6 separate regions of the Mus musculus genome follow, and regions 1, 2, 3, 4 and 6 are each linked to region 5. The links are chromatin loops, found by intact Hi-C in ENCODE. Cell type or tissue: left cerebral cortex. All regions are shown on one strand. Each heading gives the region's core, and the rest is flanking DNA. Links, peaks and the distances in the headings are about the cores only.

Region 1 (4,000 bases), core at 1-4,000, 400 kb before region 5:
TGTGTGTGTGTGTGTGTGTTGAAAGGCATCTAGTCTCTTTCTGACACCCTTAGCACTCAGACTTCGGCTTCTCTTTTTGTGACAGAGGAGGAGAATGTCATGCATCTGATTACAAGGTGGGTAAAATAGTGCCTCTGAGTCCTTTGTGTGGTGATAAGTAGGTCAGGTGTGGACTGAGGCTCAGGGCGGCTTTGTTACCTATAGCTAAAGCCTGAATAAACACTAGAATGGTCTTTGAGTGGTCAGTTTATATCATCAAAGGTGACCAGGAGTGACCTTGGTAGGGTTACCTCCTGCAATCGAGGTCATGCCTCTCTGTGTGTCTCTTCCCCGGTTGCTTTCCTTTGGGTCTGTGAATTGAAGACATTTCATAGATTTAAATAAATGTCAATAGCTTGAGGAGCAGCATAAAGGATTTATCTTCTGGAACGACGTGTGGTGAGCAAGTAGTTTTGTTTGACTGAGAAATGACAGGTAAATTTTCTGTTTCCGAGTCTAGACTTAAGGGTGTGTGACTTGTTCCCACAGGGACCTCAGTAACTAGAGGAGATGGCATCTATTTTTACTGTCCATTCAAACCCTGATCATTCATGAGTGTGAGTCATGCTTAGTAAAGCTCTGAAGTTTCCAAACTCAAGAGGAGAAATGATGGAACCCAGCTCACTCCTCTTCGTACTCTCGGGTCAAATTATATCTCAGATAAAGTATGATTCGGGGGAAGTAGCCATCATTGCAGCTCCAGCAACTCAGGGTTTCCAGATGACTTCCTTCACCCCTAAAAGCCCTAACAGTATTCTCTTCAATACCATTGACTCCCTTCCTCTTAAGAATGAGCCTGAGGTTGTCCTCTGGCTTCCTCACATATGTGTACACTCACCTGCACACACACACACACACACACACACACACACACACACGCACGGCATGCATGCACACAACATTGTAAATGTAGCTGGTTTATCCATGCCATGTGCCTGTAATCCCAGCCCTTCTGCTGTGGGCCAGGAGTGGTAATAGTCACATGGAAGCTCAAGGGCCAGCGAGCCTCGAGTGTGCGGCTCAGCAGCACGGATTGGAGGGCCATTGCCACAGCACAGTAGAAAGAGAACTGAAAGCTGTTTTGACTCCACACAAGAACCATAGCATGCACGTGTTCACACACAATAACAAATTTAAAAACAAGTGAAAGATTTTCAAATAATTTAGGTAAGGAAATCTTCCCAAGCTTGTGTACTTATAGACAGACCCCTTTTCTCAACACAGGTTTCATATGTCATACGTTGAAGGGGTGTGTGTGTTTATATATATGGAGTTCAGCTGTAGCTATCTTGAGCATACCTCCCCTGTAAGTTTGCTCTGAGCTTTTTTGTGTGTGGTTTGAGCCCTGGGCACCTATGGAGCAGACCAACTGAGCAGATGTAGAGTTTCTGGGATACAGTTTTCAGATTGTCATCAATTCAGATGTCAGCAGTCTAGCTTCAGTTCTGATGCTCCGTAGTATTTGACCATAAGTCATCTATTTTTGTTAGAACTCACTTGATTCGGATCACGATGTGTTTGTCCAAAAAAGTCCTTAAGGGAAGAAAGTGTCTTCTGCAGATGTCTAGCCAGGGCCAGCGTGGGCTTGTTTTTGTTCTTTGCCTCAAGAGGGCACTCTGCTTTTAGTTTAAAAAATGTTTCTCTGGCTTGAGACTTCATTGCAGCAAATCTTATGAATAGAAGTGCGAGCCAGCGCAACATGGGCTCAGTTGCAGCCCACTCGGCTGCTGTCCTGCTCTCTCCTGCTCTCTGTACTTTGTGAGGCAATATGAAAAATGCCGATTTGTGAGTTTTTGCTTGCTTTATTGAGGTAAATTCTTCATATGACTCCCTATAATAAAGTGTTCAGGGGAAATTTTATGTTATTTGAAGTAGTAGTTTCTGAACTAAACTAGGAACAAAATTATTTTCAAATGTTAGCATCGTTGTGAATTAAAGAGCAGCCCGGGAAAACTGGTTTTGGTCTGGTGTGTTCTTTTCAGAATGTGTAGGCAGCCTTCCTGTCTGTTATTTTGTGAAAAGATGTTTGGAAAAATAGATGTTTTCCAGAAGAGCCACCCTCCCTCTGATGGAAGCTGGTTCACTGCAGAGCCCTGGCAGGTGTCTCGTTCTTCCCACGCAGCTGTGGCGCTGACACTCATTTTCTCAGGACAATTGGATGTTTTTCAAAGGGCCATTTTAAACTAGGCTTACAGCTCCTTGAGGTGGCAGGTGAGCCACCAGTGTTGAAGGTTAAACATCCTTAGGGCCACACTTCAATGAGCTCAGCTGTCCCTCCTTGGTCTTCCTGTGTCTAACCCAAGTGATTAAAGGTTTGTTTTGTTCTTTTTACTTAAAAGTTTAGGACTAGATTTTAAACCAGCGTGAGCCTGGTTATTGTGGCCTGTTGATAGCAGGAAGTCTGTGAAATCATTGCAGGCAGAAAGTGAAGGAACACAAGCCTGCTCAAGGACAACGCAGGCCTGGCCACTGTGAAGGCTGGTGAATGAACCCAGTGCGGATCACTCAGCCCATCAGCTAGACTGAGCATTTTTGGGTCTCCAGAGAGTGCCAATTACTGATGACTGTCATCCCCTAAAAACTATCACTTTGGAGAAAGACCACAGTGGGACCTGAGTCACCCATTCACCAGAGTGCGACTGTTGCCAGATAACTCAGAGCAAGCTCCTAATGGAGTTTTATTCCTTTTTAATCAGCTCTGCCCAGAAGCAGTTTTGTATTCAGTGCTCCTTGGCTGTTTTCAAGAGGTGCAATTTAAAAGGGTAGTTACCCTTCAAGGAGGCATGAGTCACACCTTTCCCTGTGGAGTTTTAAACTCATTTCCGTTCCTTCCTTTTCCCCCGCCTCATCAGTGCCTTTAGATCCTCTATGTCCTTACACATCCTGGGAGAGCTAGGTTGCTAGGTAATGCTGGGTACCGAATGCCAAAGTTAATTCCATCAAAAAGAAAGCAAAGAGAAGCCATCAGAGGTCTGGAAGCAACTGGCAACTTCCATGGTCTTCCCCACATGCACTGCCATGCGATGTATAAACTGGCATTCAGCTTGGTGTTTTTTCCCTTGATTCGCTTGGACAGACCTGTGTAACAGAACACTGTTGAGATTCAGAACATGGGAAGTTGTAGTGTAGTTCCAACAACCAGGAGGCAGAAGCAGAAGGATCTCAGATGTGAGGCCAACCTGGGCTTCTTAGCAAGGCCGTGTGAAAGCAGATAAATAATGGAGAGGATTTCTGTCACCAGAGTTACTTTCTTTTCCTCCAGAAAATCCTCACTTTTGCTTCCCAGAATCAGCAATTCTGGTTTTTACGGGTTTTTTTCACCCACCATACATGGATTAAACCCGTTGTAGAACTTCACATACTGTTAATCATCTGGTCTCCTGTGGAGGGGTTCTTTCGCTGACTGTTGCTTGAGGTTCACCAGGGTTGTTAGGTGAGTCCATGGTTGCCCATTTTTAATGCTAAGCAGTATTCTGCTGGGTACACAGACCACAGTTGGGGTGGACCACAGTTTGTGTATCCATCCTTCTGCCTGTGGACATGGGCTGCTTGCAGCTTGTTAGTAATACAACTCCGACCATTTTGGTACAAGAATTTTTATGGTCAAATGTATGAATGCTCTTGGGTAGTAAGGAGAATTGCTAGGCTTGTTAGTGTTTCATGAGAAAGGCCAGCCATTTTTCTGGAATGGGTGTGCTGTTGGTACTCCTGGCACTCATGGGCGAGCGCTTGGTGGTGCTGCATCTCTACCAGTGCATGCTGCTGTCAGTCCTTTTAATTTTAGCCATTCTGGTGGGTGTGTAATGGCATCTATTGTGGGTTTAATTTGCATTTTCCTGATGACTAATGTCATTGAACACTGAGTGTATGCTTGCGCTGTCTGATTGTATTTCCTTTGTGAAGGGTTTAATCTTTTTCTGTTTTTGTTGTTGTTGTTGGGCTGTTACATGTCCTTGGTTTG
Region 2 (5,385 bases), core at 758-4,757, 210 kb before region 5:
GCCTCTGCCAAGCACACTGTCCGTCTGTTCCCACCCCACCCACCCCACCCCACCCTAACCCCCCCCCCCCTATCACGTGCCTCTCCACTCCTCTGGGTCTCTGCTGCCCCAGGACTGTCTGTTAAGCTGAATGTGCATAGGGCACATTCCAGGTGTGGTGAGGCTGGGCTGGGGTGGGCAATAAAGCCAACAGGGCTTTCGGGACCTGATTCCAGTTGCTGCTTCCCCAGCCCAGAACACCATCAGGCTAATTGTTCACAGACTAAATATCTCAAAAAGTATCCTAAAGGTGGGCAGTGGTGGTGCATGCCTTTAGTTCCTCAGTATTAGGGAGACAGAGGCAGGAGGATCTCTGAGATTAAGGCCAGCCTGGTGGTCTCCAGAGTGAGTTCCAGGACAGCCAATGTTACAAAGAGAAACTCTATCTTGGAAAACAACAACAACAACAACAACAACAACAAAAAGAGTATTCCAGCACATTCCTCCTCCTCCTCTCCTCCTCTTCCCTCTCCCCTCCTGCCACCCCCCTTCCTTCCCCAATTCATAACCAGAATGCTGTTCGGGCCATAGAGATAACTCAGTAGGTAAAGTCACTTCCCACCAAGCCTGACAACCCCATGACAAATCTGACTCCTGAAAGTTACTCTCTGACCTCCATACCCACACAAATAATCAACTGTGGCAAACGGCATCTCCTAGCCCTAAGTACCCTTTAAACACTTGTCAGCATCAAATGTCTTTGAGCTGTTCTATAAGCCTTTACTGTCTGCCCTAGTCCAAAAGTACCTCAGGGCTGATTTGTCTGGGTCCCATGTCACAGACTCAACCCTCCCCCATACCCCCCCTTCTTTCCCCAACTAGCCAAGCAAGTTCTACTAGCAACCAAGACGGAAAAGATAGCTATAAAAGAAGTGGAGAGAGTGTGAGCCAGAGGGGATGGGAACACCCAGAGAACAAGGCCCTGTAAATCAACAGGAGCAAAGCCCATACATAGTGTTTTCATGATGTCCCTGAATGTGCAAACAAGAGGCTCTCCGGTTGCTGTGTCTTCTCTTGGGCTCTTTTCCTTATGTTGGTTTGTCCTGTCCAACTTCCATGTGATAGCTCGTGTTTTATCTTACACTTTGGGGGGCCCCCGAGGTGGGGGGGAGGGGATGTATTTTGAAACAGGGTTTCTCTGTGTAGCCCTGGCTGTCCTAGAGCTTGCTTTGCAGACCAGGCTGGCCTTGAACTAGCAAAGATCTACCTGCCTCCCGAGAGATGGGGTTAAGGCCTGTGCCAGGCTTTGTCATGCTTTCTTAAATGGATAAACACACGATGAATGAAAAGCTAGCCACCTGGGTAAAGGTGGTCAATAGAACTGATCCTTGCGCCTGCGGGAGAGGGACATCAATCTTCCCCGAAGGAATGGCACTGGGTGTGTCAACCCCTCCAGGGCAGGCCTCACGTCCAGGAGTAGCAACATAACTGCACGAGGCTTTTTTGCTACTTTTTGTTGTTGTTGCTGTTGTTGAAGTTTTGTGTTTTTTCTTTCTGTTGGGTGTTGCTTTATTTTGTCTTCTTGGTGTTGGGTGGGTGGGGGGTGTTGTTGTGTTGGATTTTTGTTTGTTTTTGTTTGCTTTGAGAAAGAACTTAAAATTGGATAGGGAGGGGAGGGGAGAAGATCTGGATGGACTGGATGGACTGAAGAATATGATCGAAACATTTCAATTCGATCTGTTCAAATCTGTTTTAAATTTTAAAAATATAATAAAAAAGAAAAAGCAAAACAATAACAGCAAAAGGATAATAAGAAAGAGGCAGCCAGGCGATGGTGGAGCACTCCTTTGAGCCCAGCTCTCTGCAGGCAGAGGCAGACGGATCTCTGCGTTCAAGGCCTGCCTGGTCTGAGTTCCAGGACAGCCAGGGCTACACAGAAAGCCAGTCTCAAAAAGAACAAAAGAATGAATTAACAAATGGAGTGGTGGGAAGGGGGAAGGGAAGGGAGGGGAAGGGAGGGGAGGGAGGGGAGAAAGGAAAAGCCAGTTCTCTGCTCAAAGTCTGTAATCTGATATACTGGCAGCTTGATCAGGAGTCCCCAAGAAACAAAGCAAGAATATGGCATGCAGAATCTCCAAGTTAGGTGGCTGGTGCCTTCACACTCTGAGAACTTTGTGACTACAAATTAAAAATAAAAGGTGCCCCAGATAAATGGCTTTTAAACTGCAGCCACCGGTCAGGCTGTGTGACCCAGTGTAGAGTGTCCCTGGTGTAAGAGAGGCCCTAGGTTCAAGAACAGGCACAGGAAAAAAAGGAGCACAGAGCAAAAGAAAGCTAACGTGTAATGTCACTGACTGACAACAGGTGGCAGTACTAATACAGAGAAACCAGCAGTCCTTTGCTTGCCCTCCCTTCCCCCAAAAGAAACCCAGGAGCTTTGCTGAGCCGGAAGTTTGGGGTTTCTAGTACTGAAAATGAAGCCGGCGGTGTTTCCAAACCTTGGTTCCCAGTCTTCAGAAAGAACCTGAGATGTTTGGGCAACAAACTCTGACGCTGTTTTTGGAAGCCTGTCTTCTTTTTAAAGAATGCTCTTCTGTTGGTTGGTAAGCCTGTACCTTCCAGAAGCCAGAGAGATCTGCGCAAATAGGCAACTCTGCTCCTGGCCTGCTTCCACAGGCTGGCTACTTTCTCCAAAAATCCACTCAAAAACACACATTATGCTTTCAGGATTCAGAAGTAATGGGGCAATAATGACAGAAGTTGGCCGGAAAGATGGGTAGAGGAGCAAAGTCACACCTATTTTGGAAGTGCTAGCTGGTCAATTGGCATGGCGGGTCTCACCCTGCCTCCTAGTATGCACGCACCCTCCAGCTGGCCTCTTTCAGGACCCTCTTCCCCCACCAGGAAGCTTTCTTGAGAAATACTCATGGTTCCAGAACCAGCCAGCCTTCTAATTTGCCACGTGACTCTTTTCTGTGGCAGCAGAGAAAATTAGGAAACCTGTATTGTAAAGTAACGAGGACTGGATTTCAGCATGTAGCTAAACGCTGCCTTTCCGGTTTTACGTTCTCCACTTACAGATCCCTTGATGGGTCATAAACTCATAAAGTGGTCTCAGAACGTCCTAAGGGGCATCTGGAGTCCCAAATGCTGTCCATAGGAAAGGGATCGCTTATGTGCTTTGGTCAACGACCAGCCTCAGCAAACGCATCCTGATGTGCTAATGGCCTTTAATGCAGACATCTGCTCTCCGTTACCTAACTGAACCTGACAGAACAGTAAAACAAACTCGATGGTCCAGAATCACAAACTGCCATTCATCACATGATGGCTACTGGACAACGGCCTCTCTCTCTCTCTCTCTCTCTCTCTCTCTCTCTCTCTCTCTCTTTCTCTCAGCACACGTCTGCAAGTGCACAGAGCTGCATCTGACGGCTGTGCCTCTCACCACCCAGGGGCATTGCGGCATGCCATGACATCACCCAGCAGCACTTCCAGGACACAGGTCAGAAGCCAGCGGCTTATTACACAACGCATGGGACTTGTGTCAGAGTTGAGGAGGTGAGGTTTACAGCGAGGTTTCTAACTGCAAAAGCCCTGACGTTCACCAAGTTGATGATGAGGGTTGAAATGAAGACAAGAGGCTCCTATTAAACCCCTGTTTTCGTGTCTTTACAGAGATCTCACACCCAGCGCATACACAGTAGCCTGAGTTTTTAGTACTTAATATCCTGGGTACCGTCCTCATCTTTTACTGGAGAACTACCAGGTTTCTTTTTTTTTTTTTCCTTTAAATCTTTAATGTTTTAACTTGAATTTCTTTTCAATGTTATTTTCTAAATTCAACCAGAAGACAGAAGTTTGTCAGGAAACCGTGTCTCCTGTTTCCAGCAGATCTCCACCAGCATCTCTTTCCACACATGACTAGCAAGTATCTCGGCTGATAGGTGCAGTGTACACCTGTGTGTTGACAGTGATTATGAGCAAATACATTCATATAACCATTGTGGTTCACAGGCCGCCATTTGCACTTTGTCACATCCCATCCCCATTAGCTGGTGGTTCTCAGCCTTTGAGGGAAAAACAAAACAAAACAAAAAACCAACAGCAACAAAACTTAACCTACTTGGGTTTTTTTCTCCCCAGAGACAGGAGAAAACCCCACCTGGTTTAAGTTAGAAACCCCAGTAAGGGGGCTGGAAAAAGGACTTAGCAGTTCATAGAATGAACTGTCTTACAGAAGACTCAAGTTTGATTCCCAGCACCTATGTCACTCATGGGAGCTCTGACGGCATTGTTCTGCTCTCTCTTTGGACAACTGCACTCACGTGCACACACCCAGTCACACACACACATAATTAGAAATAAAAATAAATCAAGAAGAAGAAGACGACGACGATGACGACAACGAAATCCCAGTGAGGGTTAACCCAAAGCCTCTGATCTCAGCCATCCATCCAGCTCTTTGGTGTGTGTGCACATTCTGGGGACATGTGTGGGTAGGAGGGCAACCTCAGGCGTCTGTCCTCACCACCCACCCGTGTACCCTAGGCTAGGGACGCTCACCCTGCTGCTCTTTCACTCTATCTTGTTGTAGAAGCTGGGGGAACAGATTTGAGCTACCACACTGTTTCACTGAGTTGGAGGGACTTGGGCACAGCTCTTCGTACCTGTACAGAGAGCGCTTCCTAGCTATCTCCCCAACTCCTATAGAATGGGAGCATATACATTTAAGAGTTTCATACCATACTCTTGAGATGCACAGCACTGCACATCTATTAGCGGTCTACTTGGTATTTCTAAATCCACTGGCCTCAGGCTGGTGAGTGAGTGACAACCTGCGTCTGACACACTTGGTAGAAAGAAAGAAAGAACTAAGTCCTGCAAACTGTTGACCTAGATACATGTACTGTGACATGCACACCCACACCCAAAACTTAAATAAATAACATAGAATTTTTAAAATTGCAAATCAGCTGTCCAGATAGTAAAGTTTGAATTCTTGGGGCATTCTAACTATTGTATTTTTCTAAAGGTTTAAAAAAAAAAGTGACATTTAAATAAAAATCAGCCAATCAAGAATCAGGGCTGGACCCCTCTCCACAACATCCGGTAATGGAGCATGGGGCCTCTTACTGTTGTGAGTAACAGATGTAACAGGATCATGGAAGGGAAGAATAATGATCTCAAGTAACAGAGCCATTTTCATACTCCAGCGATGGGCCAGAGCAGCAGGTCATCCGATCCGGTTTCCAGCAAATAACAAATGAATCTGATCAGCAAATATGCCCGTGGGTCTCATGGCCCAGCTGGCATTCAACGGGGTGACAGAGGCGGTTCAGTGCTGCTGAGGGAAAGGAAGGAGTTCACAGCTCTCCCCAGCAACAGGCGCCCCGCCCCGCCCCG
Region 3 (5,385 bases), core at 534-4,533, 160 kb before region 5:
GGAGCTCGAGGGCCACCTCAGGGATGTATCAGGCCAGACTAGGCTTAGGGACAAGCAAGCAAACAACAGCAATAAAACAAAACAAAACAAAACAAAACAAAAACAAAACCACAAATCAAACAAACAAACAAAAATGCTGAATAGGCTCAGGGGCTGGAGAGATGGCTCAGTGGTTAAGTGCACTGACTGCCCTTGCATAGGACCTGTGTTTGGTTCCCAGCACCCACACAACAGCTCACCAACATTTGCAAATCCAGTTTCAGAGGATCCGGTGCCATCTTCTGGCCCTTGTGGGCACAGCACCCATGTGGTGCACATGCCAAACACTCATACACATAAAATTAAAACAAATCCTTCAAAAAAACTTTTCACCATCACAAACTCTCTTCCTCAACAGCTTTTCCTCTAGCTCATGTCAGTAAAGAACAGTGCCCCGGTCACCCAAGCTTAAACACCCAAGGGTGGGCTTTCATGCTTCTCTGGCCCCACTCACTCCTGCCCTTGAATCCTGGTTTTGTAAAATCTCTCTCATAAAGCCCACTTCTCTTTCTCTCTTTCTCTCTTTTTCTCTTTCTCTCTTTCTTTCTTTCTTTCTTTCTTTCTTTCTTTCTTTCTTTCTTTCTTTCTTTCTTTCTTTCTTTCTTATTTATTCATTTATTAGATTTTTTCTTTATATACATTTCAAATGCTATCCCGAAAGTTCCCTATACCCTCCCTCCGCCCTGCTCCCCTACTCACTGATTCCCGCTTCTTGGCCCTGGCATTCCCCTGTATTGGGGCATATAAAGTTTGCAACACCAGGGGGCCTCTCTTCCCAGTGATGGCCAACTAGGCCATCTTCTGCTACATATGCAGCTAGAGACACGAGCTCTGGGGGTACTGGTTAGTTCATATTGTTGTTCCACCTATAGGGTTGCAGACCCCTTCAGCTCCTTGGGTGCATTCTCTAGCTTCTCCACTGGAGGCCCTGTGTTCTATCTTATAGACTGTGAGCATCTACTTCTGTATTTGCCAGGCATTGGCATAGCCTCATACAAGACAGCTATAACAGGGTCCCTTCAGCAAAATCTTTCTGGCATTGTGCAATAGTGTCTGGGTATATATCCACTTTTCTAATTAAACCTCTAAACTTTTAAAAAAGGGATTCAGCCTAGCTCATATAATTGCTTGTAGGAGGGTCTATAAAAGGAAAGTGTACACGTTGTGTAGATACAAGGTCTGATTACTGCATTTCCAGCTCAGATTACAGCTATTCACCACTGTGATCTCCTAGTTAGTGTTCTCAGCACCCACCATCAACCTGTCCTGTATCCAGTTACCAGAGTCATCTGTTTAAAAGCTCTCGCTCATCCTTTGGGGACCTTAACTTCCCGTGGTCCATGCCCGGACTTAATCTGTGATCGAGGCGGTCTGTCCTCATATCAAATGATTACAAATTGTGTCCTCATTTCCCAGAAAAAGGAAAAGTTAGAGGATCAAACTTGCTGGGTTTGAAAATGACCCTCCCCCTTCTTGTTTTTCCCCCAGTAGTGAGCGTCCACCCTGGGATCTGCTAGCATTCTTGGACTATAACACAGATGAGCCAACAGCACATCAATAGTAAATATTTGGTGATAGCAGATGAGGCTTGGTTTCCTTCTGGGCATGTGTTAGCAGTTGTGATTTTTGTAATTCATGTCAATTATATGGTCAGTTTCCTTCTTGAAAAGTATTCCTGCTTTTTTGTTTGTTTCTTTTTAAAGATGAAATGAAACATATCGAAATCTCATCAGGAACGAATTACAGGAAACACATGCCAAATGAACACCAGAACCAAGTATCCAGGGCTTCACCAACTCATCCCTACCTCCACTCCCCCTGACTTCAGAGTTATTCAATCCCTGTTCGTGTTTGCTGATGGCAGGGGGTTGTTTGCGTTTGCTGGGATACAGGCTTACTATGTAGCCCTTGCTGGTCTGGAACTCTTTATATAGACCATGCTGGACTTATTAAAAATATAAATGCTGGGCTGGAGAGATGGCTCAGTGGTTAAGAGCACTGACTGCTCTTCCAGAGGTCTTGAGTTCAATTCCCAGCAACCATATGGTGGCTCACAACCATCTGTAATGGGATCCTATGTCTTCTTCTGGTGTGATTGAAGATGGAGCACTCATATACATAAATTAATTAAACTTTAAAAAAAAATCCTAGCACTAAAAAAGTAATTTAAGTGAAACAAAAGACTTGAAGTGAATTAATGAGCGTTTCTCGAAGGTGTACACGTACACCCAGAACTCTGAAAAAGCTGGTGAACCGTGCTCAAAGCAAATGAGTGACAAACTTTGGAAGACCCAGGAGATCAGGACGGGAGCTGCTGTCTAGACTTAGAAAAGAGGGGAAGTAGCGCCCTCTAGCGTCCATTCTCTGCTGGAGCCCGGGACTAACGAAGCCAGCTGAGAAATGCGAATTTCTTAACATTCTGATGACAGCATTACTGTCAAACACCAGTCATGTGCCTGCTTAATAAAAGAAATATGGAAACATGTGGAGAATCTGGGATCCTGTGAAGAATTCCATCCTAGAGGGTGGGTAGTTGAGATTTATGACTACAACTGAAGATGGACAGAGAGAAATGGGAGGAAGACCACAAACAGAAGAATCAAAACTGGAAAGGACAGACATCAAAATTCACGTGGGAATGGAAACGTGTGTGGTTTAAACATTTGAGACGACACTGGGCTTTATCTGAAGGCTCCAGTTTCATCTTTTTTTTTTTTTTTTATGTCTCTTTAAGAGATTCTGGGCATAGCGTGGTGGCGCACACCTTTAATCCCAACACTTGGGAGGCAGAGACAGGCGAATTTCTGAGTTCGAGGCCAGCCTGGTCTACAAAGTGAGTTCCAGGACAGCCAGTGCTATACAGAGAAACCCTGTCTCGAAAAACAAAAAAAAAACAAAAACAAAAACAAAACAAACCAAAAAAAACCAAAAAACACAAAACCCAACAACAACAAAAGAATTAGAAAAGAGAAAAAAGAAAAAAAGAAAAAATTTAAAATATAAAAAAGAAAAGGAAGAAATTATCTGATAATCCGAAATTTATTTATTTATTTGTTTGTTTTGAGACGGTCTCACTAAGTAACTCTGACTGTCCTAGAATTCACTATGTAGGCCAGGCTGGTAGAGATCTCATGCTGGGACTAAAGGTGTATGCCACTATGCCCAGCTAATTCCAGTTCTTGACAGCAGTCTTCAGCCGCTCTCTGAAAGCCCATGGGAACACCAGATCTAATCCTTCCCACTCCCTGCCACCTTCTCTGCCCTCTAGGCTGTGGGGAGAAATGGGAGGATTTCCAGGCCAAATACTGAATGAGGAGGCCGTGTCCACTCAGGAAGAGTGGCTATGGAGCAACTGTGAGGTGGGAAGAGGTGTTCTTTGGAGTCAAACTCTCAGTCATGACCCAGGCCTGCTGTTAGACAGTCATTGCTTGGGCTTGCTACTCCATCCTAAATTCCGCAACGGTAAGATAAAGGTGCCAGGTCCTCCCTCTGCCCCTCCTTCCTTTCTCCCCCCCCCCCCCCCACTAAGGGTCTTGTGGAAACCAAACCAGAGTAGGCAAGGGCTTCTGAAACCTACAGTTTAACACAGCCTCTCTCTCTCTCTCCTCCTCCTCACCCTCCAGAGGAGCCTCCTGACTACCCCGCAGTTCTCACCCCCTCCCCTTGTCCCTGGGACGTCCAATACACTTGCACACCCAGCAAGATCACCGTCAAACCAACAGCAGCTGCAGGGGAAGGAACGGTTTGTTTGCATTCCAGGGCAGGGTGGTGTGGGAAGGCCTTTCTGAACCACCCTCATTACTTCCCCATTGTTTTCCAAGTGCTGATGCCAGGCACCCGAGAGTCTCTCTCGCCAACCTTCTCTGTATCTCCAAGTCCTGCTGTCGCTTTGAGTCTATATCCTTCTAGCTCCCCGGTCTCGCTCCACCTCTCTGGAGACTCTGTGATGGGCGGTTCTTTGCACATCCCCTCTTTCCAGTTACCCAGGCACCAGAGCCCTCTAAATGCAAGTCTCCTCAGATCGCTTTCCTATCTCACAGTCCCGGATCAACTGTTCAGTACCTAGGGCGAAGCCTTGACTTCCTGGCAGGGCTCAGATTCCTGTTCGGGCTCTTGACTGACTTTCCGGCTCTCTCCCCAACCTCATGGCAGCTCAGACGGGTTTCTATAGAAACCATCAGCTCTCGTGGGCCATCCAAGTCTCCAGAACAACTCATGGCGACTGAGGGGCTTCCTGGAGATGCTCCTTGTTTTCAGCCTTCTCTTCTTTCCTCTTTCCTCTTTCCCTTCCTCTCTTCTTCCTCATCTTCCCCTCCCCCCTTTCCTCCATCTCCTCCTTATGCTCGCTCCGTCTTTCTATCACCCTCCATCCCTCTCCTTCCTCCCCCTTTTCTTTTCTTTTCTTTTCTTTCCTTTCCTTTCCTTTCCTTTCCCTTTCTTTCCCTTTCTTTTCTTTTCTTTTCTTTTCTTTTCTTTTCTTTTCTTTTCTTTTCTCTTCTCTTCTCTTTTCTTTCTTTCTTTCTTTTTTTTTTTTTTTGGTTTTTTGAGACAGGGTTTCTCTGTGTAGCCCTGGCTGTCCTGGAACTCATTCTGTAGACCAGGCTGGCCTCGAACTCAGAAATCTGCCTGCCTCTGCCTCCCAAGTGCTGGGACTAAAGGCGTGTGCCACCACGCCCAGCTCCCCCTTTTCTTCTTACCCTTCTCCTCCCCTCGGCTTTGGCCTTGCTGAGGATTATATCCAGGGCCTTGCACTTGCTTGCACGGAGCTAGCGACCCAAGCCCCTGAAGCCAAGTCAGTCCTGGGCACACCAGGATAACTGACTCTCTGGCTTCTCCCCGGGTCTCTGGCTATTTCACTGGGTCGTTTCTCTCTCTCTCCCCCTTGTACATCCCACACCACCTTCATGGACTCATCCTAGGCTTTCTGCTGGAACAGCCATCCCCATCTGTAGCTCCTCCCAGACTGCTTCGTCAGTCCTCTCTTTCAGCTCTGCTCGAGGTACCCTGTTCAAGCCCATGTGTTGCAACAGCTGCCCTCTCCTCTCCTCAGCTTCTCAGGTTCCTTAAAAGCAAGAAAAGGTTTATTTCTCACAACCAACCAGTTAGGTCCTCTGTATCTGCAGGTTCTGTGTTCTTGGGCTCTAACACACACACACACAGACACACACAGACACACACAGACACACACAGACACACACAGACACACACAGACACACACACACACACACACAGAGCTAGGAAAAGTTATCACAATATTGCTGATATACATCCACCACGCAGCAGCCAGGCCTGCCATGTACTGTCAGTACTGTCCCATCTTGTCATAGTACAAAAGACACAGTTTAA
Region 4 (5,385 bases), core at 645-4,644, 85 kb before region 5:
GGTTCTGGCTTTGTTAGCCAGCCTGGGAAAACAGCCCTTCAACATTTCATTCATCTTTTTCTTGCTGTCCTTCAGATCATGTGATCAGTTCATTAATTTTAAAGACCTTTTTCTCATCAAAATGGACAATAATTGGAAAATACCAGATTCCCGATGATCTACATTCATAAAACTAAAAACGTATACATTTCTAGTATTTCCCATGCCCCACCTAGTATAGGAACTCAAACCATGGCTTCACACACACTCTAGGAAAGCACTTTAACGTCAAGCTGTGTCTCTAGCCCCAATCAAGAATGTTACCAAGCACTAACAATCGATTTTCCAAATATTTGATATTGTGCTGTGGAGAGGTGAAAGTGCCTCTTAACTCACAGAGCATGAACTGTCATAGCATTCATTTTTTTCTTGGACTCTGGTGCCCAGAACTGCCTACTCCTTCTGTTAGCTCAATGGGCTTCTTTATTCTGTTGGAATCCTACAGATTCTTGCCAAAAAAGAAAAAAAAAAGTATAATAAAATATTGCCTCCAACAACCTTAACCTTTATTTTATTTAATGGGTTGCTATATTTTATCTTTTTGAGTCAGAATTACCTGTTTCTTGCTTTTCCACCTAAGTTGTTTGGATCTGGCTTTCTTAGCCAGCCTGAGAAGACAGCCTTTCAACATTTCACTCATCTTTAGATTAGAGCTTTTCCATGGATGAGCCTACCTTGAGGAAAAAATGGCACCTTCTCCTGATTCTGATTAGAACCAGATGTTTCAGGGACTCTAGTGATGGTTACTCACTAAATACACAAATGAGCCTGATCCATGGTACATACATAAAAAAGATGCCCTGTGTAGAAGGTGCATGTGTCTAATTCCAGCTTCAGAGACAGGTGGATTGTTGAGACTGGCTCACCAGACAGCCTAGCTGGCCCTTGGTAAGTGACTTGGTCATCTCAGCAAAACAATGTGGATGCTTCTGAGAAAGACACCTGAGCCTACACCTTACCTCCAAATGCTCCTGTGTATAGGTAATTCACCGTTCAAAAGTGATATGGAGTGTGTGCAGGATGCTTTAAAGCACACACACCATTTTTGGGCTGATAGATAACATGAATTTTTCAGTGTTAGAAAAGTCAAGTTTTGCCAGGTGTTGTGTGCATGCCTTTAATCCCAGCACTCAGGAGGCAGAAGCAGGAGGATCTCTGAGAATTTGAGGCCAACCTGATCTACAAAGCAAGTTCCAGGACAGCCAAGGCTGTTGTTACACAGAGAAGCACTGTCTGGAAAAATCAGACATCATCACCACCAACGTGTTTGTGCGTGTGTGTGTGTGTGTGTGTGTGTGTGTGTGTCTGTGAGACAACATGTGTGTGATGCATGTGGAGATCAGAGGATAACTTTGGTGAGTTACCTCTGCCCTGTGGCTTCTGGGGCTTGAACTGTCAGCCAGCTCCAGTGGCAAGTGCTTTTACCTGATGAACTGGCTGGCTGGCCTGAAAAATCTATTTGAGTTCTACTAAATTATCACTCCTCTGATTATTTTACTACCTGCAGTAATATACGTAGCATATCCCTTGGCTTGTTGCTTTAATTACCAGTCCATAAACTGTTCAACTAGCATTTATTCTTGTCCTCCACTGAGCACACATTTGTAGATTTGAAGTTACGTCCTCTATGTACAAAGTAATATAAAGTCAGGTCTTTCATAAAATTCCATAAGGCACTTATATTATTTTTAAATAATTGAAATGCCCTTCCTCTTTTAAAGATGGTTATAATTTGTAGCCCAAACTATTCTCCATTTGTCATCTTTCTGCTGAGTTCTGGGATTATAGGCATGTACCATGACATCAGGCTGAAATAGCTGGGGTTTTTGCATATATGCTTTTCTGACAGAAGTTAGTTATAGATGCATACTGTTTCTTAACTCCCTTAAGAAACATCTTTGTATTGGGTTGTATGTGGTGACTTATAATCCCAGTCTTTGGGAAGCACAGGCAGGTGGATCTCTGTGAGTTCAAGTCTGGCTAGGGCCAAATAGTGAGATCTTATCTTAAAGAAACAAGTGTGCATTTGTGTGTGTGGTGTGTATTTAAGTGTGTAAATGTAAGAGTACTCATGAATGGCACATGCATGGCAGTTAAGACACCTTTGGATACCAGTGTTTGCCTTCCATCAGAAGACTGGAACAGTCTTGCTTACTGCTGTATATGCCAGGCTGGTTGGCTCTCCGGCCTCCGGGGATTCTCCTGTATGCGCTCCCCTCCTGTCGCGTGCTGGGATTAGGGATGTGTGTTATTGTATCCGGCTTTATCAGGGTTCTGGAAGTTGAACTCAGGGCTTCATGCTTAACACCACAGTGCTTTACCTACTGAGCATTTTTCCAACCCTGTTTTTTTTTTTTTTTTTTTTTTTTTTTTTTTTTTTTTTCTTATCATATGTTATGTGAATAAATACAATCCATGTGCATCTTTTGGAAGGGAGGAGCAGTGTTAGGGATTGGACACAGGTCTTTGTGGTGTTGAGTACACAGGACCACTGTGGTGTGCTCTTAATCATGTTCGCCTTTTTAGTATCTATAGAATAGTTCATCATGTGTTGTACCACCTTAGCTAAACTACTATTGGTAATTTTTTTGGTTAATTTCAGGGTTTTTTTTTTAGTTATAAATTACTTATGCTAATATTTCAGTTGTATGCCACATGCACTTGTATCCTTCAGGAATAAATTTTGAATAGGTTTGCTGGATCAAGTTGTGCCCATTTGAAATCTTTGGTATAGAAAGTCATTAAAAATTATTTACCATGTGCCTGCAGTCCCTGAAGAAGCCAGAAGAGGGCATTGAATCCCCTGGAGTTACAGATGTTTGTGAGCCACCTGCAGCTCAGGAATTGGACAGAGGTTCTCTGGATGAACATTACGTGTGTTTTTTTTTTTTAACCACTGAGCCATCTCTTTAGCCTGATAAGTAGTCATTAAAAAAAAAAAGTATCAACTAGTTTAGATTCTTATCTCAAGTATTTTGAAATGCTGAATATAATTTCTTCCCTACAATCCATGTTATACTTCATTCTGTCATTGTTGTTTTTGTATATTGGATTAGCAGAAGAATTCTGTTTGCCCTTTTTATTTGAAGTTTTTTACTAGTGAAGTTAAATATCACGTCGTGCTTTTATTGGCCATGTATGCATTTCTTTTGTTCTTTGATACTTTTTCTAATATTCTTTTTTAACTATATGTTCTATATGTATGAATTGCCTGCATGATGTCTATGCACCATGTGCATATCTGGGGCCCTCAGAAGAGGGCATTGGATTCCCTGGAGCTGGGGTTATGGACAGTTGTGAACTCCCATGTGGGTGCTGGAAACCAAACCTGAATCCTCTGCAAGAGCAACAAGGGCTCTTAAGCCCTTAGCTAGCTATCTCTTTAGCCCTACTAGTTATTTTTATATCCATTTACTTCTTAATTTCTTGTAGGTTATTATATATAAATGTACTTTTTCTTTTACTTGTTCTGTTTTAGCATAGCATTTCTCAAGACCTGACTTACAGGACATTTGTAACTAGGACCATCTTTAGGAGTAATTCCTTAGGCAGTGTCTCTCTCTTCAGGGGAGTTATGCAGATTAGAGGAAGTTACCACTAACTTGGAATCATTCCTAGCCCTACTCTGGCTTGTCTACATAACTAGGCCTTGTGGTGACCGTTTGTTGGTCATGTGTTTGAGATTCCAGGAGAATAAATATGGCATTACATTTTTGTGTTATCTAAAATGATGCCGCATTGGTAAAACTGGCTGGTAATACTTTTAGAACCTTCTATTCGTTAGTTCAGTATTGGTTGATAGAGGTGGCCTTTTCAACTGCAATTCAGTACCCCAACACCTAATGCAGAATGCTACTTTTTTCGATACATTATCTCATAATTTACTTGTAGATTCTCATGTTCAAGAAGTGATGTGTAAATAATTTTCAGGAAAGAAAAATATGGGTTAAGTGACAGTATTCACAATGTAGCATTAATAAGCTTTAATCTTATTCCAGACCTTTTACAGCTGCTTTCTATCAAGTCAGTTAATAAAAAAATGTACTGCCAACGACCAAAACATGTCAAATAAATTTGAAATTCCATAATCTATTTACAACAAGTATTATTTAAACACGGTTTGGGACAATGGAAAAGGCATTTGAAATGGATCAATTATAACTTGTGACAGAATTCTCTGCCATGTGTTATGTATGTAACTTAGAATATAAAAATATACCAGGCGTGGTGGCGCACGCCTTTAATCCCAGCAATTGGGAGGTAGAGCAGGCAGATTTCTGAGTTCGAGGTCAGCCTGGTCTACAAAGTGAGTTCCAGGACAGCCAGGGCTACACAGAGAAAACCTGTCTCAAAAAAACAAAACAAACAAACAAGCAAAAAGAATATAAAAATATAATTATTAGGGCTGGAGAGATGGCTCAGCAGTTAAGAGCAATGGCTGCTCTTCTAGAGGTCCTGAGTTCAATTCCCAGCAACCACATGGTGGCTCACAACCATCTGTAATGGGATCAGATGCCCTCTTCTAGTGTGTCTGAAGATAGCTACAGTGTACTCATATACATTAAATAAACAAATATTTAAATATATATAATTATAAATATTAAGTATTTAAGGACTATTTTTAGTGTGTGTGAATATATACATATACATATATATCACCTACGATAAAAAAGAAAACTGTTACTTTGTGAATACCCTTGTGTTTTCTATTTTAAATCAGTATGATGTCTCATCACTTATTTTAATGTTAAGTTTGCAGTATTTTGAGAAGTGATTAACTTTCCAATTTTCAATATTTTTCAGCTATTTCAACAAGAAAGAAGCCACTCTCCTCCTAAGATGGAATCTGTGATTTGGGAATGCGGTTGATGGAGTTGCTATGCTGGCCAGATGTGCCCAATGTAATAAAATGAAAAGAAGATACAAGATGATGTCATCTTCCCATATTGTGAAACCAAAAACAAATGCCCTTTGTGAGACCAGGTTACCAGTTCTTTGACAGTACAGGGAGTTTTTAAACTGAGGAGCCTAACAGATAAGGGGTACTTTCAAGCTGAGACCTGCAGGCATATACTGATCTAAAACGCATCTTGTGTAGATCTGATCATCCGAGCCTCATTCTGATCCAGGAAGAATGGCTGTGAGCTGGATTGTCTTTGATCTTTGGCTCTTGACTGTGTTTCTGGGGCAGATAGGTGGGCACAGTTTGTTTTCTTGTGAACCTATAACCTTGAGGATGTGCCAAGATTTGCCTTACAATACTACCTTCATGCCTAATCTTCTGAACCATTATGACCAACAGACTGCAGCTTTAGCAATGGAGGTAAGACACTGCAGAAAGCCACC
Region 5 (5,385 bases), core at 774-4,773:
TGGTGGCTCACAACCATCTGTAATGAGATCTGATGCCTTCTTCTGGAGTGTCTGAAGACAGTGTACTTATATATAATGAATAAATAAATCTTTAAAAAATAAACAAGCAATGGGCCAGATTTAGCTCTAGGACTGAAGAGAGAGAGAGAGAGAGAGAGAGAGAGAGAGAGAGAGAGAGAGAGAGAGAGAGAGAGAGACCAGTCCACCAACAGATGATAGCACTGGGCCTTGTAGGTCAAAAGAAAATAGAACTAAAGAAACACCTGTCTTGAGTCTCAGAGAAACATTCCTTCATTCCTTTCACTAAAACAGGGTTTCCCATTTTACCTGCCTAAAATTCTCCTGGAGTGGAGGCGTTAGAGAAAAGCAGGTTGGAGACTCTCGGTTCAGGTACTCTGAAGTACTGGGTTAGAAACTGGGTTTCTAAATGTGCACGAGTCTGCTGCTGCCGGTGGCCCAAAGATCACCCTTCGACAAGCACCATATGGTCTTAAGTTTTCCAGGCAACAAATGAGCCCTGCTTTGCAGCAGGACAGATAAGCAGGTGCCGAGGAAACTTACCAGGTTCATTTTCTTGTCTTCTTTGTTCCAGAAACCCTCAGAGGGCATCAGCTTGCCTGTACATGGTGGGCGAGCAGAAAGTATGCAGGCACCTGCAGCCCGCTCGTGGGTGGAGCCTGCTAATGAGCAACTCTGCTGACTGACTGGAGGGGAGGTGCTCATTCCAGGCCTCTGGCCAGGAGCCTTCTCTTCTGGGCTTGTCAGAGAGCCAGTGCCACAGGCTTCAGGTTCACCTCAATGGAAAACAGCATCCGAGCCACAGCCCAGGCCGCCCATCTCTCTGAAAAGGCTCAGGTCAGTTGGAGGGAAGCTTGTCATTTGGCCCAGAACTTTCACACTTGAACTGTTCCTTTCTGCTTAGTCAGTCACCCCTGCCCAGCCCACCTTGATCTCCTGAATGTGGACATTGTCTGTTCTAAGTCATCCAAAGCGGGGCCTCTGTTCTCTGAGGAACCCTGTCCCCCACCTCTAGATTCTTAAGAAACATAACCCCTAAGAAAACAACATCGGTTTAAGAAACCTTAGGAGCCCTGATTCCTGTAAAGGGGCCAGCCTAATCCAGAAACTCCATTCCTTACATGAGCCTGGCTTCGGACCCAACCGCATCCTTTGCTTATAGCTCTTTATCTCACACAAAAACCCTCAGGTGAACCCCGGAGTCATGTTTATTCTGTTAAAGAGCTAAAGTCGGGAGACTTAGGCGGGAAATGTATTGAAGTTGAAAGAGTGCTGGCCTTGCATATAAAGAAGCCCCACCCACAGCTCCACACACAGCATGTGGGAGGTAGAAACAAGAGAATCCCAGCTCATTCTTGGCTGGCAATGAGTTCAAGTCCAGCCTAGGCTTCCTGAGACCTCTCTCATAACCAAACAAACACAGTGGAATTCAACATTGAGATGCTTTCCTGGGCAGCCAGCTCTCACTCCCAGGGAAGGGAGGAGACTGGCTGAGGTCCTGCTCTGGGTGAGAGCTACCCTCCCACAATGCAGAGATGTTCTTTCCATTTCTGCAGCATACAAGCTCTGTCCTGATGGCGGTCCCTCCTGTTGTCACTCTGTGAACGGGGTCTACTGCCTTCTGAACAACTCCTGAGACAACAGTATATTCATTTAAAATGTCCATTTTCAGCTGGGCAGTGGTGGCACACACCTTTAAATCCCAGCACTTGAGAGGCAGAGACAGGCGGATTTCTAAGTTCGAGACCAGCCTACAGAGTAAGTTCCAGAACAGCCAGGACTACACAGAGAAACCCTGTCTCCAAAAACAAAACAGCAACAATACAACAACAACAATAATAATAAATAAAAACGTCCATTTCCATCTATTGAGTCTCTTCGTTGTACAAAGAAAACCAAGGGCTTTGCTAGCCTAGGCCAGGGGAGTACGCCGGGTGGACTGCCAAGAGAGCAGGCATCTATCTATACATACAGTTCTAGCCAATAAGTATGTGTGATGAGAGAGGGGACAGGCTAGAGCAATGGAAAGGCACGGAGAGACTTTCCCTGTCTTCTGCCTGTCTTCTGTTTAGCTCAGGATTGCGCTTAGATGAACCTTGGTGGTGGGGGGCGGTTTGGAGACTGCTGTGCCCCTTCTCTGCTGCTTGCTGTCTGCCTTTGTGGTTCTTTCAGTTGTCTCTCCACCTCAAGCCTCATTGTCTCCTCCCACTTGCTTTGTTGTGCTGTTTGGATTGGTGGCGCAGAGCCCACCAATATAGAAACACATCTATTGTGTGGGTGAAGACCCACCGCTTCTCAGATCCCTGTGGGGGCTGTGATGTGGAATAGGTGGCGGGCCATTGCTCTTGACTTTGCCCGCCTTTGGTTGGGTTCTGAGCCTGCTACAGCGCTCTCCTTCTCTCCCTTTCTGTTCTTCCACACCTTTGCTTCTCAAAACTCCCGTCTTTGGCTTTCTGCCCCATGCTCTACCCACTCTTCTCTGTGGCCAATTAGTCACAATGTGAAACCGAATATTAATAACCGTTACATGTTGATGCGGATTCAGTAAATAACACTTCTAATTTTCAAGGCGGGTTAGTTGGATTCGTGATATGAGGAAATTTGCGCGCGCGCGCGCACACACACACACAAATACTCATAGCTAAACGATGAGACTGTTATTGCATTGTGTGCTATCCCTAAAGAATTCTCGTGATGGGGAGCCATACTTCTTGTCTCTGACAAATGTACTTGTTCCCTCTCCTGCCGTAAGTGGTAATGGCCCAAAGGCTGGTCTAGTTAAGCATCTGGAGCATCAGCGCCCCCTTGTGTCACATCTTTATATTGCATGCTGGTCGGATGCGGGAGAAAGGCAAGGATTGGGAGTCCAGGGAACAGATTCAGCAGGTTGCTGGGCCTTGTAGGTCAAAAGAAAATAGAACTAGAGAAACACCTGTCTTGAGTCTCAGAGAAACATTCCTTCATTCCTTTCACTAAAACAGGGTTTCCCATTTTACCTGCCTAAAATTCTCCTGGAGTGGAGGCGTTAGAGAAAAGCATGTTGGAGACTCTTGGTTCAGGTACTCTGAAGTGAGAACTGGGTTTCTAAATGTGCACGAGTCTGCTGCTGCCCGTGGCCCGAAGATCACCCTTCACCAGGCACCATGTGTTCTTAAGGTGGCTGCTTAGACAACAAGGAAGGACTCACGGGGGTCCTGTGAGCAATACGAAGCTCTTCATGATTCGCCCCAGCAACTGCACAAGCTGACCTTTGGTGCTCTGGAGCACGGATTTCAACCCCTACCTTCTCTGGTGTTTTGTGGTATTAATATTCCAGTGTGCTGAGTTACCTTTCGGTGTCAAGCCTCTTGGCATGTACTGGCATAATGCTACTATTGTGGTATTTAGAAAATCTGTTAAATTGTTCTTAGAGGGCTGGACACCACTTTAAATTTCAAATGGACAAAGGGTGCAGGGAGTCTCGTCTCACAATTCTGAGATGCTTGACAAGAGAGAGGATGAGTACTGATAAGGATGTCTTGGAGGAGGGTTGGCAGTGCTGCGACTGGCTGTGACTGTTGGACTCTCCACCATGACAACAGTGGAGAAGATGTCGGGGATGCAGCCCAGTGTAGACCACTTGCCTAGCACAGATGTCAGCAACGTCACTGTTGTGATAGAATTGCGGCTTTGTGTCCGGACAGACCACACCAGGGCAATGCAGTTCCATGTGAGAGAGGTTTATTGTGTGTGTGTGTGGGGGGGGGGGGTTGTTCACAGGTAAATGTGGGAGTTAAACCAGATGGACGCTGGGAATGTATGGTGATTGCCATGACAACAGATGTGTGGGTCCCTGTTGCCTATGGGTGACATCACCATCATTGCTGGATTCGGAAGCGACCTGCAATTCCTGATACTAACAACCACACTGCCTAGGCAAGGAAGCACAAAGAAGGTTCAAGCAAAGCCATCAGCTTTAAAGTGGATCCAGAAGATGTTCAGAGGGGATTTCCCATTTTCCCACCATCCCCACAGAATTAGAAAAGGCCTTCTCAGCACCTCGATGGTTTTAAGTGTTTATGATTTTTAATGTCAAGTGCATTAAACTTATATTTCACTGTTGAAGTTAATACATGCAGAAGTTTCCGGCGTTAATGTCGTCTTCTAAGTAGTATCTCAGATGCTCACGTGATCCTCATGAGGCTATGATTATTAGCTCTGGGATGGTCCATCTTGATAGGACTGAGAGGAACCTAGCAGATTAGCAAGCATACTTTGGAGGGTCTGTGAGGGTCTTCCCGGGAAGATTAACTTAGGAGGCGCTTGCTCTGAATGGGGGTCACACCATCAATAGGCTGAGGACCTACATGGAATAAAGGGTAACAGGGAGGAACTCCTGCAACCGTAAAGCCAATTCTCTCTCTCTCTCTCTCTCTCTCTCTCTCTCTCTCTCTCCCTCTCTCTTTCTCTCTCTCCCTCCCTCCCTCCCTCCCTCCCTCCCTCCCTCCCTCCCTCCCTCCCTCCCTCCCTCTCTCCCTCTCTCCCCTTCCTCTCCTCCCTCTCCCTCTCCCATCTCTCTCCTTCCTTAAGTACCCAATTTTTGCCGGGCACACGTTCCCTGCTGTGAAGCTCTGACCTCACAGCCGGCCCAAATACAACTGTCAAGTACATGCGGGCCAGGATAAATGCTTCCTATTGGTCCGTTGTTCTCCCGTGCGTGGGTCGCAGCAACGAAAAGTCTGACGAAGAAGGTCTCCATTTCACAGATGGGAAAATAGAGGAGAGTCGGTATGTTTTCCAAGGTTATATACTCTCACTTAGTTACTTTCTTATTAGTGTAATAAAGTACCCGCAAAGGCACCAGAAGGAAGGAAGGAAGGAAGTTAGGAAAGTAAGTTTATTTTGGCTTTCTGCTTGAGGGTATAGTTCGTCATGGCAGGAGAGTCAAGGCATTGGGAGTGTGAAGTGGCTGCTCACACCACATCCACAGTCAGGAAGCAGAGAGATGAATATGGGTGCTCAGCCCACTTTTCACTTTATATCCAGTCTAAGACTCCAATGCACAGGATGGCAGAGCCCACCTACGGGGTGCGGGTTTCTGCTTGATGAAGCCTTGCAAGCAATGACGTCATGGAAACACCTAGGAATATCATGTTCGCAGTGAAGACTAACCATCACACAGCCAGCATTATTTACTCTGTGCAATCTGGGTTCGGAATGTATTCTCTGAAACAGTGTGTGGCCCTGAACCTTCCCTAACTAAACTACCAACACTGCAGTATTACAAACAATAAAGTCTAAGGACTGTTCGTCAGCAACTCAAGGGACCTCTCAGGGAAGGAGGGGGGACGCTGTTTCCTGCATTATTTATACTTTTTCTTAAACATT
Region 6 (5,385 bases), core at 675-4,674, 79 kb before region 5:
ATATCTCACTATATAGTGCTGGCTGGCATGGAGATCTGCCTTTGCCTCCTGAGCCCTGGGATTAAAGACGTATGCCACCACACCCTGACTACCTATATTCTAATATTAGCATGACCATGTAATATAATTTGGATAATGCCTTATATTTTTATCAGTCTGACAGTGTTTCAGAGCCTACATTTGGGATTCTTCACTTTACAGTAAAACACATATTCACTTCTTCAAAGTCTTATATAAATCTGGTGAAATTTGTAGAAAGATCATTATTCATAGTATTTCAAAGTATAGCAGGCATGTTAAATTATCCAAATACTTAATGATGCTGTAGAGATTGAACAAAACATTTTCTGCTCTTCCTATGACTATAAAAGGTCTAACTAATAAAGAGAAATATTTGTCCTTGACCATCAGACTGGGATAAGAAAGGGGTATTATCTGATGGCCATAAGTTGGCTCCTGCATGATAGTTGTAGTAGTCTTTACTATGTGCTGAAGATTGAATTAGAAACACTCACATCTAGTACCACTGCCAAGTTGTAATTTCCTTGGAAACAAATGATAAGGATGCCTGTACTAACAACTCAGGTTCTGCTTAGACTCTGTCATGCTTAGGTATAAGACTTTGGACAATCTGCCATCATTCCTACATCTTGTTTTCATAACTTAGGCAACAAAAGTGAAAAAACTTAGACATGCTTGTGAGGATTAAATGGGAGATTTGTGAGTAGCTGTAAAATGCATGGTGTACAAATTTGAATTCTGGTCCTGATCCTGTCTCTAACTTGTCAGAGTTGCCAGTAAGGGGTGGACTTGCATCATTACTCTGGGTTCATGGGACATTCAGAATGATGGCATGATAGGCTTTCTCTGCCTTCTCAAATATGCCCAAGTCACCCATATAGTTTATTTTCATCAGGTCTGCCTCTTTGAATTTGATAGCCTAGAAAGAGTCCATAAGTGGGAAGTAGTTTCTAAGAGAAGGCTTCAAAGATTTGACGAAACCCTGAAGAAGTTGCTTATTTCATGGCTGTCGTAGCAGGGTGGGGTTGCCACTGATAGAATCGTCGGATACAGTTTGAGAGAGTGAGTTTCAGGCACTGTTTCCCTAGTGCTGAGGATCAAACCAGCACTGTGTTGTTGTTTTGGGTGTGGGAGTGATTTTTTGAGACAGAGTTTCTAACTCTGTGGCTGAACCAGGGTCTTAAACTGCTAGAAAAATGTTTTATCAAACCATTTAATGTTTTGAGGAGCTGCTGAACTGCTTTCTGCAGTGGCTGCAGTTTCATTCAGGTTCCTGGTAACACACGGATTCCTAATTTCTCTTCTTGCTCGTGAGCACGTGCTTGCACCACCACCTCCTCCTCCTCTTCCTCCTCCTCTTCCTCCTCCTCCTCTTCTCCTCCTCTTCTCCTTCTCCTTCTCCCTCTCTTCCTCCTCCTCCTCCTCCTCCTCCTCCTCCTTCTCCTTCTCCTCCTCCTTCTTATAATTTTTTATTAGATATTTTCTTCATTTACATTTCAAATGCTATCCTGAAACTCCCCTATACCCTCCCTCCACCCTGCTCCCCAACCCACCCACTCCCGCTTCCTGGCCCTGGCATTCCCCTGTCCTGGGGCATATTAATCTTTTCAAGACCAAGGGCCTCCCCTCCCAATGATGACTGACTAGGCTATCTTCTGCTACATAGCAGCTAGAGTCAAGAGCTCCGGGGTACTGGTTAGTTCATATTGTTGCTCCTCCTATAGGGTTGCAGACCCCTTTAGCTCCTTGGGTACTTTCTCTGGCTCCTCCATTGGGGGCCCTGTATTCCATCCAATAGATGACTGTGAGCATCCACTTCTGTATTTGCCAAGCACTGACATAGCCTCACAAGAGACAGCTATTATCAGGGTCCTGTCAACAAAAATCTTGCTGGCATATGCAATAGTGTCTGGGTTTGGTGACTGATTATGGGATGGATCCCCGGGTGGGGCCTTTCTTCTTACTCTTAAAAAAAAAAAAAACTATAATAGCTGCACTATTTCAATGGCTATGATGTCTTTGATTTTTACAGCTACTTTGGGTTGGATAATTACCATTTCTTCAGTCAATACTTACTGATGACACTGGGGATTTTTTCTATCCTTTGCTCTTAAAAGTGCCACATGTGTGTTTTCATACTTTTGCTGATACAGTTTTGAAATGAAATTCAGATATTCAAAGAAAATGTTTTCATTGATAGTTTCTTAAAAATTTATGTATTACGTATACACTGCCTGCATGTGTGCTTGCAAGTCAGAAGAGGGCACCAGATCTCATTATAGACCGCTATGAGCCACCATGTGATTGCTGGGAATTGAACTCAGGACCTTTGGAAGAGCAGTCAGTGCTCTTAACCTCTGAGGCATCTCTCCAGCCCCAAACCAAGTCAGTTGGTGGTGACACACACTTTCCTTTTCTTTATTTATTTTTTGGTTTTTCAAGACAAGGTTTCTCTGTACAGCCCTGGCTCTCCTGGAACTCACTGTGTAGACCAGGCTGGCCTCGAACTCAGAGGCTGCCTCTGCCTCCCAAGTGCTGGGATTAAAGGCATGCACCACCACTGCCCGGCTCATTGATAGTTTTAAACTCTCGATAGAAGTTGTATAGTAAGGTTTTTTTTTTGTCCCTGGTAGCAATGCATGAGAGACTGTTTCTCCTTATTAGTAGAATCTGTTCTCTGTCTCTGTATTAGACTGTCACTGACAGAAACCTACAGGAATAAGCATAAAGGTTTATTTTGGCTCGCAGTTTACGACTTCCACTGCATTGTGAGGGATGGTGTAGCAGAGTGGCTCAGTTCATAGTAGATGTTTGTAGTCCTGCTGCTCGCATTGCAGTGGACCCACAAGCAGAGAGAATACTTGAGCCAGCAGCTGAGCTTAACCCTCAAATGGACACTCGAGTAAACCTGCTTCTATCAGGTCCCCACCTCCTAAACCTTCTGTTCAAAACAGGAGCCTCTGGGGCCATGCAGATTCAAGCCATAGTATTCAGAAGAAGTACTACCACTCCCGTAGCTGGAAAATAGCATCTCGTTGATCTTTAGCACTTCCTTTACAGAGACAGGAATTGCATCATATACAAAAGTAGTTAAGTAAAGATTAATTACACTGTAATGAAGAGGGAAGAGGAAGAAGTTTGGAGGTCCGGTAATTCAAGCTCAAGTTTCATTACTTATAATCAGGGTAGCTGGGAAAGTGTCTTACACAACCATTGTTAGATTATATTGGTTACAAAGATCAAACAAAATATGAAAATTACTTTTTTAAGTAGCAGTGCCAATCCTTGCCCAGATCCAATTTGAAGCATCATAGACATTTATACATGGCTTTTACTTTAACAGTTCAGAAGCCATTCAGCACATTCGTAGTTCCTTGACCATATCAAGTCATGGTAAACACCACATTTGCCTGGAAGGCTCTGCCAATATCTGGGTGATATCTTACTTTTTTTTTCAAGGCCTGGCTTGGGTCTGATTTTGATTTCCTTGTGGAACCTAGGAAGACCAAAGTTTGTGCCCTTACCTCCATACTTAGCAGTGTGCTTTGTTTACTCCTGGTGTGTGTGGTTTTGTTGTTGTTGTTACAATATTTATTTTTTGTTCCACTCCTGGAATTTGTCCTTACCTTTGTATTCCTAGGACTTAACCCAGAGCCTCACATACAGTATTTACAAATAAGTAAATGTTTGAATTAAACTGTAAGTTCCTTAGGATTGATAATTATGTCTCATTGCTATACCTAAATCTTGCTTTCCTGGGGTTGAAAATAGTTTGGTGGGATAGTGATACTGATCACAGTTCCAAAGTTACCACTGCCAATGAACACTAGTGTGATACTTCTCTGTCTGTCTGTCTGTCTGTCTTTTCTTTTTTTGGTTGTTGTTGAAAGTGATTGGAAGCTTTCAATGTATGTGTTTGCATTTTATAAATAATGTAACTAATAAAAGATTGAAGCAACATAGCTTTCCTTTCTCTAAGATCTTGTTTTGCTTCTGCTTAAGTGTACCTCTGCTTGTCCAAATCCTGTTGTTCTTGACCTGTTCTTAAGATGAAGGAAAAAGTACACAGAGTGTGTGGCTTAACCAAAACATCTGTGACCCTGTGCTGGTTAGTTCTGTCAATGTGATGCAAGCTATAGTCATCTGAGTGGAGAGAGCCTCGATTGAGAAAATGCTGGCCTGCAGGTGTGCCTGTAGAACATTTTCTTAATTAGTGATTGATGGGGGAGGGCCCAGCCCATTGTGGATGGTGCCACCCCTGGCTGTCTATAAAAAGCAGGCTGACCAAGCCATAGCAAATAAGCCAATAAGCAGTACTCCTCCATGGCCTCTATCTCAGGTCCTGTGTCCAGGTTCCTGCCCTGTTTGGGCTCCTGTCCTGACTTCCTCCAATGAACAGTGATGAGGATGGAGGCTTAAGCCAAATAACCCTTTCTTTCCCAAGTTGCTTTGGCCATGGTGTTTGATCACAGCAATAGTAACCCTAACTAGGGCAGGCTAATATAAGAACCTTCTAAATTAAAAAGCAGAAAACTCGTACATACAGATAGTGGAGAATTATTTGCAGTTATTTCTGGTTTTGGGAACAAAAATAACAGCTTTTGAAATTTTGAATGTACCCCAATGAAACAATACCGATCCATATTTGTGGATAGGCTTTTTAAGGAAGAAAAATTCTTTTCTTTAAGCTCATATATTTAACTGCTAGAATACACCATATTTACTTTTTTTTTTTTAGGTTAAATATTTTTTTTTTTTTTTGAGACGGAGTTTCTCTGGCTGACCTAGAGCAAGATCTATAGAGCAGGCTGGCCTCAAACTCAGAGATCTACTTGCTTCTACCTCCAGAGTGCTAGGATTATAGGTTAATGTTTATGGGAAGATATTTTTTCTAAGCAAACAGTGTAGTGAAATGACCCATTTTATTATCTGTATTTAATTTTGCAGTGCTGGATAGCAAACCTAAGGCCTTGTGTATGGACTTACATCCCCTTCCCTAACAGATACGGCTTTAGAAGCCAGTTTTGTGACTAGGGTAAACCAAACAGAATTAAGAAGCTTCTAAATTAAAACACACACACACACATGCACACAGAGTATTGTTCGCAGTTGTTTCTGATTTTAGGAATAAAAATAACAGCTTTTAGAAATTCTGAATTGGTTTTCTTATGACAAATTACATTAAAGGAATCTTTTGAAATTCTTGCTTTAAATCAGATTATTAAGTAGAGTAGGATTTGCCCTATAAAGTATTATTTTTTAAGTATGTCATAATCCAGAACTATCTACAATAGAGAAATGTTAAAGAAGTTTACTAACCAAAGAAGAGTCTTACGTACTGTTTTAAGAGCTCTACTTTGACGT

What was found. A loop is a pair of places that touch in the nucleus more often than their neighbours do. Peaks named below come from ENCODE experiments on the same cell type or tissue, not always from the same donor. Only the 100,000 strongest peaks of a DNase experiment are listed, where the experiment ranks them.
Region 1: it touches region 5 in a loop (5-fold over the local background); 15 of 42 quality-filtered maps call a loop at or near these places.
Region 2: it touches region 5 in a loop (7-fold over the local background); 25 of 42 quality-filtered maps call a loop at or near these places.
Region 3: a loop joins it to region 5, with 4 times the contacts of the local background. A loop is called at or near these places in 15 of 42 quality-filtered maps.
Region 4: it touches region 5 in a loop (3-fold over the local background); 25 of 42 quality-filtered maps call a loop at or near these places.
Region 6: a loop joins it to region 5, with 3 times the contacts of the local background. A loop is called at or near these places in 16 of 42 quality-filtered maps.

The regions. Positions count from the first base shown.
Region 1 is chr14:65,571,239-65,575,238 of GRCm38, reverse strand. All of the region lies in intron 7 of Elp3 (elongator acetyltransferase complex subunit 3), which reads left to right. Among named protein-coding and RNA genes, the nearest start is that of Elp3, 20 kb to the left of the region's middle. In left cerebral cortex, for the core only: CTCF peaks have their summits at 1,638 (motif pointing right) and 3,775; DNase peaks (open chromatin) are centred at 2,062, 2,638, 2,845, 3,796 and 2 more places; H3K27ac peaks cover 902 bases.
Region 2 is chr14:65,378,746-65,384,130 of GRCm38, reverse strand. All of the region lies in intron 1 of Zfp395 (zinc finger protein 395), which reads right to left. Among named protein-coding and RNA genes, the nearest start is that of Zfp395, 23 kb to the right of the region's middle. In left cerebral cortex, for the core only: a CTCF peak has its summit at 2,337 (motif pointing right); a DNase peak (open chromatin) is centred at 2,403; H3K27ac peaks cover 555 bases.
Region 3 is chr14:65,325,148-65,330,532 of GRCm38, reverse strand. No RefSeq gene overlaps it. Among named protein-coding and RNA genes, the nearest start is that of Gm41178, 29 kb to the right of the region's middle. In left cerebral cortex, for the core only: CTCF peaks have their summits at 955 and 2,394 (motif pointing left); DNase peaks (open chromatin) are centred at 2,399 and 4,022; H3K4me3 peaks cover 482 bases.
Region 4 is chr14:65,252,921-65,258,305 of GRCm38, reverse strand. It overlaps Fzd3 (frizzled class receptor 3), which reads left to right. Exons shown (of 7, transcript NM_021458.2): 2 at 4,843-5,362. The coding sequence starts at 5,174. Among named protein-coding and RNA genes, the nearest start is that of Fzd3, 6.8 kb to the left of the region's middle. In left cerebral cortex, for the core only: a CTCF peak has its summit at 2,813 (motif pointing right); no DNase peak of the experiment used is centred there.
Region 5 is chr14:65,167,611-65,172,995 of GRCm38, reverse strand. It overlaps Gm30008 (a long non-coding RNA gene), which reads left to right. Exons shown (of 3, transcript XR_874722.3): 2 at 593-855; 3 at 1,691-1,717. Gm41177 (predicted gene, 41177) reads right to left here and starts at 679. Exons shown (of 3, transcript NR_166862.1): 1 at 562-679. In left cerebral cortex, for the core only: a CTCF peak has its summit at 2,821 (motif pointing left); a DNase peak (open chromatin) is centred at 2,823; H3K4me3 peaks cover 575 bases.
Region 6 is chr14:65,246,168-65,251,552 of GRCm38, reverse strand. The region is part of intron 2 of Fzd3 (frizzled class receptor 3); the gene reads left to right. Among named protein-coding and RNA genes, the nearest start is that of Fzd3, 14 kb to the left of the region's middle. In left cerebral cortex, for the core only: a CTCF peak has its summit at 2,281 (motif pointing right); no DNase peak of the experiment used is centred there.